Linked DNA regions of Homo sapiens: region 1 is linked to region 2. The links are chromatin contacts, found by Hi-C or POLR2A ChIA-PET in ENCODE. All regions are on one chromosome and are shown on one strand. The core of a region is the stretch at or near the end of the contact, and the rest is flanking DNA. Distances in the headings are between cores, read along the strand shown.

Evidence for each region. A loop is a pair of places that touch in the nucleus more often than their neighbours do. ChIA-PET counts read pairs that join two places held with the same protein, here RNA polymerase II (POLR2A). Pooled maps may share reads with other maps.
Region 1: a map of mammary epithelial cell shows a loop between it and region 2 (4-fold over the local background). The contact joins the enhancer-like site here to the promoter of PIK3R3 in region 2. A Hi-C loop is called at or near these places in 12 of 168 maps with a recorded cell type or tissue (GM13976, K562, PC-3 and 8 more), 3 of 37 single-sample maps with no recorded cell type and 10 of 50 pooled maps. POLR2A ChIA-PET finds 5 or more read pairs at or near these places in 12 of 52 experiments (AG04449, AG04450, GM10248 and 9 more).

The regions. Positions count from the first base shown.
Region 1 is chr1:46,081,615-46,087,087 of GRCh38, forward strand. All of the region lies in intron 1 of P3R3URF-PIK3R3 (P3R3URF-PIK3R3 readthrough), which reads right to left. The region is part of intron 1 of PIK3R3 (phosphoinositide-3-kinase regulatory subunit 3); the gene reads right to left. Among named protein-coding and RNA genes, the nearest start is that of PIK3R3, 48 kb to the right of the region's middle. Within about 2 kb of position 3,122, at least 3 of the 41 ENCODE cell types and tissues checked have a DNase peak (open chromatin) inside an H3K27ac peak, as active enhancers do; they include PC-3, PC-9 and mammary epithelial cell, where a contact is called at or near this core.
Region 2 is chr1:46,130,360-46,135,806 of GRCh38, forward strand. It overlaps PIK3R3 (phosphoinositide-3-kinase regulatory subunit 3), which reads right to left and starts at 2,270. Exons shown (of 10, transcript NM_003629.4): 1 at 1,488-2,270. The coding sequence starts at 1,593. All of the region lies in intron 1 of P3R3URF-PIK3R3 (P3R3URF-PIK3R3 readthrough), which reads right to left. It overlaps LOC101929626 (a long non-coding RNA gene), which reads left to right and starts at 3,012. Exons shown (of 3, transcript NR_125987.1): 1 at 3,012-3,031; 2 at 4,172-4,295. RefSeq lists enhancers at 1,533-1,582, 2,823-3,052.

The DNA.
Region 1 (5,473 bases), core at 1,872-4,371, 48 kb before region 2:
TGAAACTGGTCCCTGGTGCCAGAAAGGTTGGGGACTGCTGCCCTGAGAGGTCCTGGGGGCAACAACACCCCAATATGTACACTGAGCACCTAGACCTTGCTTTCTAATACCATTCTCTACTAAAAGGAACCAGGGCTCTTTGAAGAAATTGCTGATTCCAGGGACAGAATAGAGCAAGTACCAAATGAGCCTGAACATCATCATGTGCCAAAAAGGAAGGAAGTGCTCAAAGAATGGGAGAGGCTATGTTAAAAGAACAAAACAGCGAACTGGAAGGGGCTCTCACTGACCAAATCTGGAACAGCTGGCATATCAATACAAATAATAATAGTAAAGAAATATAACTCATTAAACAAAATAGGAATATATGTGTTCATGCAGATATAAATAAATAAATAAATAAATAAAAGAAACAAAGATCGATGAGGACCAAGATTACTGTTATCTCAATATACTGTCCCACAAAATCCTAACTGCAAAAGGAAAAACAATAATAGTGAAAAAGCCTGGCAAATACCACCTTAATCAAGAATCAAGGTTAATATTAGAAATAATGGCAAAACTGTGGGCCCCAATACAATACACTAAAAAGGATGTAACATCACTTCTGTGACATTCCTGCCAAATATGTATAAACTGAATCTAATCATAAAGAAACATCAGACAAACCATGATTGAGGGGTATTCTACAAAATAACTTACCTGTAATCTTCAACAATGTACAGGTCATGAGGGTCAAGGAAAGACTGAGGAAATGTTTCAGATTGAAGAAGACTAAAGAATCCTGACAATTAAATGCAATGTGTAATTCTGGACTGGATATTTTTTGCTATTAAGGACAACACTGCGACAATGGGCAAAACTTGAATGGGATCTGAGTATGACATAGTAGTAGTACAGCAGTGTTAGTTTTCTGATTTTGATGGTTATATTGTGCTTCTGTAGGAAAATGTTCTTGTTTGTGGGAAATACACACAACATGGTCATCATATGGCATCACGTTGACAATCTACTTTCAAATGATTCAAAAAAATTATGTTCTTTGAACTGTACTTGTAACTTTTTTGAGATTGTTTCTTTTTTCTTAATTTAACCAAAAAATTGTAAGCAATCTTGGGGGGAAGGAGAACAATGTGAATATTTCCCCCCAAAGAGAAGTCCCTTAGTTGGCCGGGTACGGTGGCTCACACCTGTAATCCCAGCACTTTGAGAGGTGGAGGCGGACAGATCAGCTGAGGTCAGGAGTTCGAGGTCAGGAGTTTGAGACCAGCCTGGCCAACATGATTAAACCCCATCTCTACTAAAAATACAAATATTAGCTGGGCGTGGTGGTGCACACCTGTAATCCCAGCTACTCGGGAGGCTGAAGCAGGAGAATTGCTAGAACCCGGGAGGCAGAGGTTGCAGTGAGCCGAGATTGCACCACTGCACTCCAGCCTGGAGACAGAGTGAGATTTTGTCTCAAAAATAAACAAATAAAGAAATAAAGTCCCTTAGTCAACTGATTTTCAACATGGATGTCAAAATAATTCAATGAGGGAAAGAATATTCTTTTTAACAAATTGTTCTGGAACAAGCAGATATCCACATGCAAAAAGAATGAAGTTGGATCCCTGCCTCACACCAAAATTAACTAAAAATTGATCAAAGACCTAAATATCAAGACCTAAAACTATAAAATTCTTACAAGAAAAAATAGGCTTAAATCTTTGTGACTTTAGATTAGGTAATGGTTTCTTAAATATGACACTGAAAATAACAAACAAGAAAAAAATAGATTAACTGCATCAAAATTAAAAACTTCTGTACTTCAAAGGACATCACCAAGAAAGTGAAGAGACAACCTATAGCATGGGAGAACGTTTTTGTAAGTAGAAATGATAAAATATATTTTTGTAAATATTTGTAAATGTATCTATAAATATATTTTTGTACTTGTATCTAAATACATAAAAGAATCCTTTCAATTCAATAAAAGACAAATGACCCAATTAAATATGGGGAAAGGATCTGAATATATATTTCTCCAAAAGACAAACAAGTGGCCAATAAGCACATGAAAAGATACTGAACATAATCAGCCAACAGAGAAATGCACATCAAAACCACAGTGAAATACCACTTCACACCCACTAGGATGACTATAATAAAAAAGACAGATAATAACAAGTGTTGGTGAGGATGTAGAGAAATTGGAATACTCATAGACTGCTGGTGGGAATGTAAAATGATGCTGCTGCTTGGAAAACAGTCTAACCTCCTCAAAAGGTTAAATGCAGAGTTGCCCAGCAATTTCACTCTTACATATACCCAAGAAAAAAGAAGCATGTATCTACACAAAAACTTGCACATGAATGTTCATAGTAGCTTTATTTATAATGGCCCAAAAATGGAAAACAACCCAAATATCTATCAACAGACGAATAGATAAATAAAATGAGGTATATATCCATACAATAGATTATTCAGCAATAGAAAGGAATGAGGTACTGATATGTTACAACATGGACGAATCTGAAAACATTTTGCTGAGTGAAAGAAGCCTGTCATGAAAGGCCAAATATTATATAATCCCATTGTCCAGAATAGGCAAATCTATAGAGACGGAAAGTAAATCAATGGTTGGCTAGGGCTGGGGAGTAAAGTGGGAAATAGGGAGTGACTGCTAATGTATAAAGGATTTCTTTCAGGGTAATGAAAATATTCCAAAATTGGCTATCATGATGGTTGTACAACTCTGTGAAGATACTAAAAATCACTGAGTTATACAATGTGGGTGAACTGCATGGCATGTGAATTATATCTCAATAAAGCTGTTTTAAAATAAATAAATATCAGGCTTCTGACATTACCAGATGGGGGTGGATTTGCTATAATCCATACTTTTTTTCAAAGTAGCTAAATAACCATCTTGTTTGAAAAGGATTTTATGTGACTTATAAAAGTAGCTACAGTTTGAACTATAACTTAGCAAAATTTATAATTCTTCTACTTACCCACTTAACACAAGAATTAACAGTGTAAACTTGTGCTATACAAAGCACTGCACTATAGCTATGAAAAGTTACAAAGACAAGGTGTTCCCTGCACTCAAAAGAACAAATCCAGAGAGAATGACACATAGAAATACCTAACTATAATACTCATCAGAATGGGGTAAAAAGCAAATTGTAACAGAAACCCAGCAAAAGGGAAACTTTAAGGTCAAACACTAAGCTTCTCAAATCTAGTCCTTAGTGATTTGAGTACATGACCAACAGGGCTCAAGAACCAATGTGCTTCATTGTATCAGCAGGTGGGTTACACTCTAATCACCTTCAAACGGTGTTATGGAGACTTTTCTACATCCCTTCACTGGAGGAGCTCTATATTGAGATGAGTTGAGCTGACCAGACTGCATGAGGAAGCTGCTATTTATGGATAATGATAGTTCACAGACAGCTCTACCACCAACAAACATGTAATGACCATTTCACATCTATTACAGAGGGCTGCCTCCTTGTATCTTGCTGTTCTCAACTACAGAAATGTAAGAAGAATGAAATTATTATAAAGGCAGTTGCTACATAAAGTTGCTAAAAGAACACAATCATAAGATCTGAACTGAATGCAATACTGGCCTATTTCTACATTCCTACTATCTATAATCACTCCACACATACATAGGCAAATATGTATTGAACACCTCCCATGTTCCAGAAGCTGTGAACATAACAATGAACTAGATTAGATAGACACAGTCTCCATACATATGGACTTTATAATCCAAAAGGATAAATTTCAAGATAATTCATTGTTCCTAAAATTGTGAGTACACTCAAATGTAGCTCTATCAAACTAAACTGAATCTTCCATCTAAATGTTTTACCTTCTCTGAGAGTTGCTCCCCACCCTCCCATGTAGATTGTAGAATATACTGGGCAAATGTGAATAAAAATTTATCTCCTAATAACCTCCTAATTGCATGAAGATAAGCAGATTTATATCTATCTTCCAGGTTGTGATATTATAAATAAAGGTAAAATAATTCCAAATCATTAAGCTTTTAAGTAGTTCAAAAGGACTATCTTGAGGGAAAAACTGATTAGGATACATTAGTTATCTTTTCAACTCCTTGACAAAGTAGTTCTTGCATTAGGTGAGCACTGCAATGCTGAGTGATAAGTTAGGTGCACCTAAGCAAATACCTTCTGAAATGAGTATCCATAAAATATATAGCACTTTTATTTCCATTTAGTAGACAATGAAAAATATTTCTCTTTCCATTTTTAGAAACTATATTACAAGTTTGGGTTTTTTTCAAAATTGTGAGACAGGGTCTCATTACGTTGCCCAAGCTGGTCTCGATCTCCTGGCCTCAAGTAATCCTTCCGCCTTGGCCTCCCAAAGTGCTGGGATTATATGCATGGGCCACTCACGCCTGGCCTATATTAACAAGTTTTAAAATATTAGCAATACAGAAAGATATTTTCAATTCCGTTTTAATTAATATGTAGCTATATGAAGAAACATAGAGACATATAGATGTTTTAAGTGTGTGTATGTGTGCATATAGATATGTGTGCATAGAAACATATGAAGAGTACACAAACTGTTAATAGTGAATACAATAGGGATGGGGAACAGCAGAGAACACTGTAGGTATGTATGTATATTGTATATGTTTTCTTTATATGTTTTAACAACAAAAATGGTGCCAGGTGCAGTGGTGTGCACCTATACCCCCAGCTACTCGGGAGGCTGAGATGGGAGGATTGCTTGAAGCCAGAAGTTCGAACCCACAGTGTGCTATGATTGCACATGTGAATAGCCACTGCACTCCAACTTGTAATCCCTGAACTTTGGGAGGTCGAGGCAGGTGGATCACCTGAGGTAAGGAGTTTGAGACCAGCCTGGCCAACACGGTGAAACCCTGTCTCTACTAAAAATACAAAAATTAGCTGAGAGTGGTGGCAAGCACCTGTAATCCCAGCTACTCGGAAGGCTGAGGCAGGAGACTCGCTTGACCCCGGGAGGCAGAGGTTACAGTGAGCCGAGATCGTGCCATTGCACTCCAGCCTAGGCAACAAAGTGAGACTGTCTAAGAAAAAAAAAGCAATCTGATTCACACCACTGTACTCTGGAAAGGCCAGGAACTGGAAGCACAATGCATCTCTGAAGGGAGGATTGAGTCATGTGGCCAGAAACAGAAGAGTTGGCTGACAATCTATAGAAAGAGCAGTTAAGTCCTTAGTTCTCCTCCCTACCTGCCCAAGCAACCAGGCAACTACCCATCCTCCACCCTAGATAAAGGCTGCCTGTCAACTCACCAGTCCAGAGAAACAATCAGAAAGGCTCTGGACTCTTCATCCATGTCCCTACAAAGGACATAAACCATCATTCTGAGCGAACTATCGCAAGGACAGAAAAACCAAACACTGCATGTTCTCACTCATAGGTGGGAACTGAACAATGAGAATACTTGGACACAGGG
Region 2 (5,447 bases), core at 1,020-3,519:
GGGGGAAAGACACAATAGATGGGTGGCAAATCTTACAAACTTTACAAAACACTGAAAAGCTGCATCTGGATTGCAGTCACAATTATAAAAGCAAATAAAGCTCTGAAATAAAGGAAAAGAAAAAAATTCTAAGTGATCATCAAGAGTGAAAAAGGTTTATTCAATACTAGTTTTTAGTACAGCACCATTTAACACTGACTAATTGAAAAAAAAAACAGGATAATTCACCGTTTGCAAGGACACAGGAAACAATTTCTACATACCTTCTATAAGACAGTTACACTTCTTCACACTTGCATGGCTCAAATCCTTTCAAACGTTTCCAAAAATACAGTCTTATAATAAACGAGGTTCCCCAATGACACACATTTTATTCTGTAGACTTAGCCATAACACGTTTTAAAATACATAAAGAATTCATCCTCGACAGAAACAAGGAGTCACAAAGGCTCTCTACTTATTCAGAATCATTACATAAAACACCATCTGTAACTGCAAACAGGGTTTGAGAAAATCTGACAGCTAATAATCATAAAATGGGGTAGACTTTAAAGGAAAAAAAAGCCAACTTTTCCATTTTGCTTTCCTTTTCCTTTCCTACCAGATACACAAAATGTCTGTAATAGCGTCAGACAGAGCTTTAAAATAAAAATATAGTGCTATATATGTATACTTTACATTACGTGTATAGGAACACATATGTATATATCACACGTTCACAGGAAACAGAAAGGTTCCCTCGTTTTTGTTTTTGCTTTTTCTTTATTCTAGGAATTGAAGTTACATTAAACCCTATCCCATAAATTAAGTTAAATCATCATTAAATTAAAGAGTAATAAAATATTGCACGTAGATTTCTCTGAGCGACTATCTTCTGAGAAGGAAAACCTCAGACTAAGACCATGGCTGAATACGAACGCCCAATCCCTAAAAAAAATCACTAACCGGCATTTGTTTCTGCAAGAGAAAAAGGGAGTCTTACAATGAATAATCACATAACTCAGTTTCAGAAGTTAACCGGGGTAAAACACAACGAACCAAATTAGACAAATGTATGAAAGGACAAGCTTTCAAGAATTCGCCCAAAGTGAAAGACTGGTTTTAACCCCGGGATATAAAACATCCTTTGCAGGTAGAAGAGTCTTTAATTGAAAAAGAAAAAAATAAAATAAAGTGGCGGGCACAAGAAAAACCTGAACGACACGCAAAGGCAAAGTAAAAAATAATGATAATTTTAAAAAGGGGTCTCTCCTCCCACCCCCACTTCCAGCCCCCACCCCCACCTTCGCAGGACAATAGGATCAGGGTCCTAACTGCAAACTTTAAACGTGTAAACCAGAAGCAGTTTTACCGCAGCTGTAACTGCAAATCTCCTCATCCCGAACCTAGCGCACCCAGGAATACTTCTGCCCTGAAAACATCAGCAAGCTCTTGGTAAATACAAATCAGACCCATCACGAGATTCTTTTTTTTTTTCTCCCAAGTACCTGGAGGATCCATTTCAATATAAAATATCAGTTCTGTCGAATAGGGCATCATCACCTCCCTCCAGTCTGCGTCATCGCGGTCCATACTCCACACCGTATTGTACATCGCGCTGTCAGGGGCAGGTCGCCAGGAGATATATAGAAGGCATATATTTTTTATCTGGTATTTAAAAATCTAAAAATATATATCTGCAAAAGTTCCACACGGAAATGTACTTCGGGTTTTCCAACGGCCAGTACCAGTCCGGCCAAACTACCCGAACAGGGTCCTCCCCCTCTCTCCTACAGAACACAACAAAATGCCCCCGAACTTTCAAGCTATGGGCTTTTCTCCTCAGAGGATTACACAGAGGCTTGGGGGACGGAGAGCAGAGGTGTTAAAAAGCGGCTTCCCAAAAATCCTTTCTACACAGTCGCTCTCCGGGGAGAAAAGCTCCCACCGCCTCCAAATCTTTCCGCGGAAGCCACTTTTGTGTCCTTCGAAGGAGGGAGAATGAAGAGGAAAAAAAAGAACACGTTGGGAGAAACCCGGGCAAGTGACAAAGGAAGGCAAAAAAGGGGGCTGGAGATTGCGTTCAAGTTTCGGGGTCCCACTGGTCTGCAGAGAGCGAATCCCCCAGAGGCCGGGACTCGGGCTCCTCTCCGGTCGGTCTCGGAACCGAAGCTGCCGCAGCCTCGGGAATGGGGCCGGCCGGAGAAGTCCAGTCAGCTCGGCTTGTCTGGGCGCTCCCGCCGGGGTGTAAGAACCAACCCGACCGCACCAACTGCCCTCAAGCTCTGCCCGGACTCCAGCCACTAGAGTTTCATTTTAACGGCGCGGAGGGGACACCCTCCCCGCCCCATGCTGCCCACCCGCTGAGGCGCCACCCAACCGCGCCGGGAGGGGGGACAGCAGGCATCACCACCGCCCCTTCCACGCCGTCCCGCCTCGATGTACCGGGATTCTGTCAAGTGCCTGAGAACATGTTCAAAAAGCTGCTCTCCATCTCGACTTTCACGTCTCCCCACCGCTCTCTAGGCTTCGGCTCCCCAATCAGCCATCCGCGCTCTCCCCCAGCCTCAATCAGAATGGTACGATCCGGGCGCTGGCCGCACTCCAGGAGTCAGTGCCGGGAGCACGCGAGCCAGGCGAGGAGGGAGTGGGGCGAGGGAAGAGAGGCAAGGTGGGTGGTGATTGGCTGAGGCCGGTTGCCGGAGCCTGGAGCCTGCGTCTTTTGTCTGCCTTGCTCCTGCGAAGGAGCGGGAGACGGCTGCGCGCCCCAAGCGGGCCAATCAGGAGACAGCCGGCGCCGGCCGGTAAGGCGGCGATTGGTCAGAGCCCAGTTACTAAGCGGGACAAAGGCAGAAGGGGAAAAGAAAAGAGGAGGAAAAAAAAGAAAGAAAGAAAGGAAGAAAACGCAAACGGCGGTTACTGACAGGCTGGGCGAGCGCTCGGGGGCTCAAACTGCCTGGAGACAGGCGGGGCTCCTGCTGAGGCTTGGTCCGCCCGGACGAGTAAGGAGAGGAGCCAGGGAGGACCTGCTGGCGTGAGACGCCTCTGCCCGGTGATTGGCCGCGGGGGAAGGGAGCGGACACAGAGGGGGCACGTTCTGTCACTTGGCGGGGTGCGCGCTCTTCTGGTCCTTAGGAGGTCTCTGGGGAGACTCCTTTCCTACAGACCTCTTCACCTTGCTGGGACAGCCCTCTCCGCACCCTTGACAAGTTGTCAAAGCAATGGTCCCCAAACCCACTTGCCACCTTACCACTCAGGGAGAGGATGTGCCCGTGGCCCCTGCAACCTTCCTGGCTGCTACCTGACCCCACTCCCTGCTTCTCCCCTTGAGCAATTGGACATTTCTGAGGGAGGCATTTCGCAGTTCCTCTGTGCTTCCCACCCAAAGACTTTTGAACCCAGAGGTAACTCCCCACGCCTAAAATAGTGAGAGGTCTCAGCAAGCCCTCCTGCTCGAGTGCTCAAACCAATTAAAAAAAAAAAAAGTCTTGGAATTACAGTGCATGTGTAATTTCTAAGATAAGTCACAGGTGTTGGAATCTCTCACCAAAAGGGCTCTATTCTGTTTCCCTGACAGACCCTCTTCCTCACATACTCATTCCCACCCCCAAAGCTTAAATCTGGGAGATTGGCTTCACTATGAAAATGCTGAATATTTCCATGCATTTCAGAAACAGCTAATTAACTTGCTGGGGAACACTGAATAGCTAAAAGCAGATTTGTGTCTCCTGAAGATTGTGCCTGGAATTGCCATCCTGTATACCCTACAATACAGTCTGAGGAGGCCAAAAACTGCTCCATTTCCTCTTTACACAGGAGTAACAAAGCCCATTGTGTTTGAGTTGACAGCCTGATTTAAGCCCTAGCAAAACCTCCTACCTTGAGCATGTCTGCTATATTGATTCGCCTATGGAAGAGTTGCCACGTTTCACCCTCTACCTCCTAAGGTGGTTCTGCCTTCCTTAAAGATGCCCTGAGTTGAGACAGTTCCTGAGGGCAGACAGTCAAAATGTATATGGACTGGGTATAGAGTAACTGGTTTAAAAGGGCCAGAAAGTATGGATGGACATGGTTGAGCTAAGAAAAGACACCAGGATTCTTATATGCTTTCTTATTATTTCTGAAATCCAAATATGATTTCAACTTTGGGGCAGGACTCATTAATTATAATTTCCTGAACCATTCCTTACAGGTAGAAGATACTGGAAGATCAACTCTAATTTGTGGCTGCCTTCCCAGCAGTCTCTACTTCAGCATATCTGGGAGCCAGAAGCACTCAAGTTTGATAACTCAAAAGACAGAACAATCAGTCAAGGGTGGGTTGGTTTATTTTTGTTCACGGGTGTTCATGTGCATTCCCAAACAAAATGAGGGTGAAGAGAGAGGAAGTGTGGAAAAGATAATGGCTTTCAGATTTCCACAGCACCTTTTGCCTGGACCACTTTTCAGCATTTAGTGGTGGGGTTTCAGTTTCTAATACACAGAGCAATCACCCAGGCTTTTCCCACAGCTAAGGCTTTGAGAGATGAAGTGACGTCCAAGCACAGTATATAATCAAGTGGTCAAGGCTGACACATGGAGTAAAGCTGTGATTCAGTCTTTCCACCTAAAATTGTATGACCCAACTCTCCAACTTAAATAGACCTTTGAATATATCTCCAGAGAATAAGTGATGCAAGAGGCAATGATGAATCAAGGGGAAGCAAACTTTCTTAGTCCTTGAGCTTAAACCAGTGCCCTGCCATGGGGGAAAGCACCTGTGAGATGATTCTGGTCTTTCTTTCAGTTGAGAAATAGAAGTGAGGTTGTGATTGCTTGTCACCAAACTGCCCCAGGCTCTTTGGCAAAGGTAAAAAATGTTAGCTCGGGTGTCCTGGACCACTTCCAAGTTGGAGAATTATATTTGACCTGGGTGTGGATTAAATTCAGCTCTAAGCACTCAAGCTCCTGGGTCACAACCTGCTACTTTGGGAGCTGCTTGTTTTCCTTTGCCCTCTCCCTTTCTTTTTTTAATTTAAAGTAGTCTTAGGTAAATCATGAAATCTGCTTTCATTTATATATCTATGAAATAGATTTATGCAAGCTGCTTAGTTTATAGTGAAACACTTAGAATGAAAAAATATGCCACTTAAGTATTTAGGATTAATAGTACTTTTCTGTAACTCCAAATGGCTAGGATGCCCTTCACTTTTCACCCTGGTATGGTTTTTTTCTGCAACTGTTCAAATATGCTTCATTTCTTCCTCTTTATTTCAGAGATGGATGAAATATTTCTTCTGTGCTCTGAATATAGGGTATGATCTCAGAGCTCTCTGTGCCAGCAGAATCAGTCTGGAACTCAGCCAGAAGTTCTTCGTGATTAAAGGTGCCATCTGAGCGCACAATATTTTTTTAAAAGCCTTGCAAAATGGGGCCGGGCACGGTGGCTCATGCCTGTAATCCCAGCACTTTGGGAGGCTGAGGTGGGC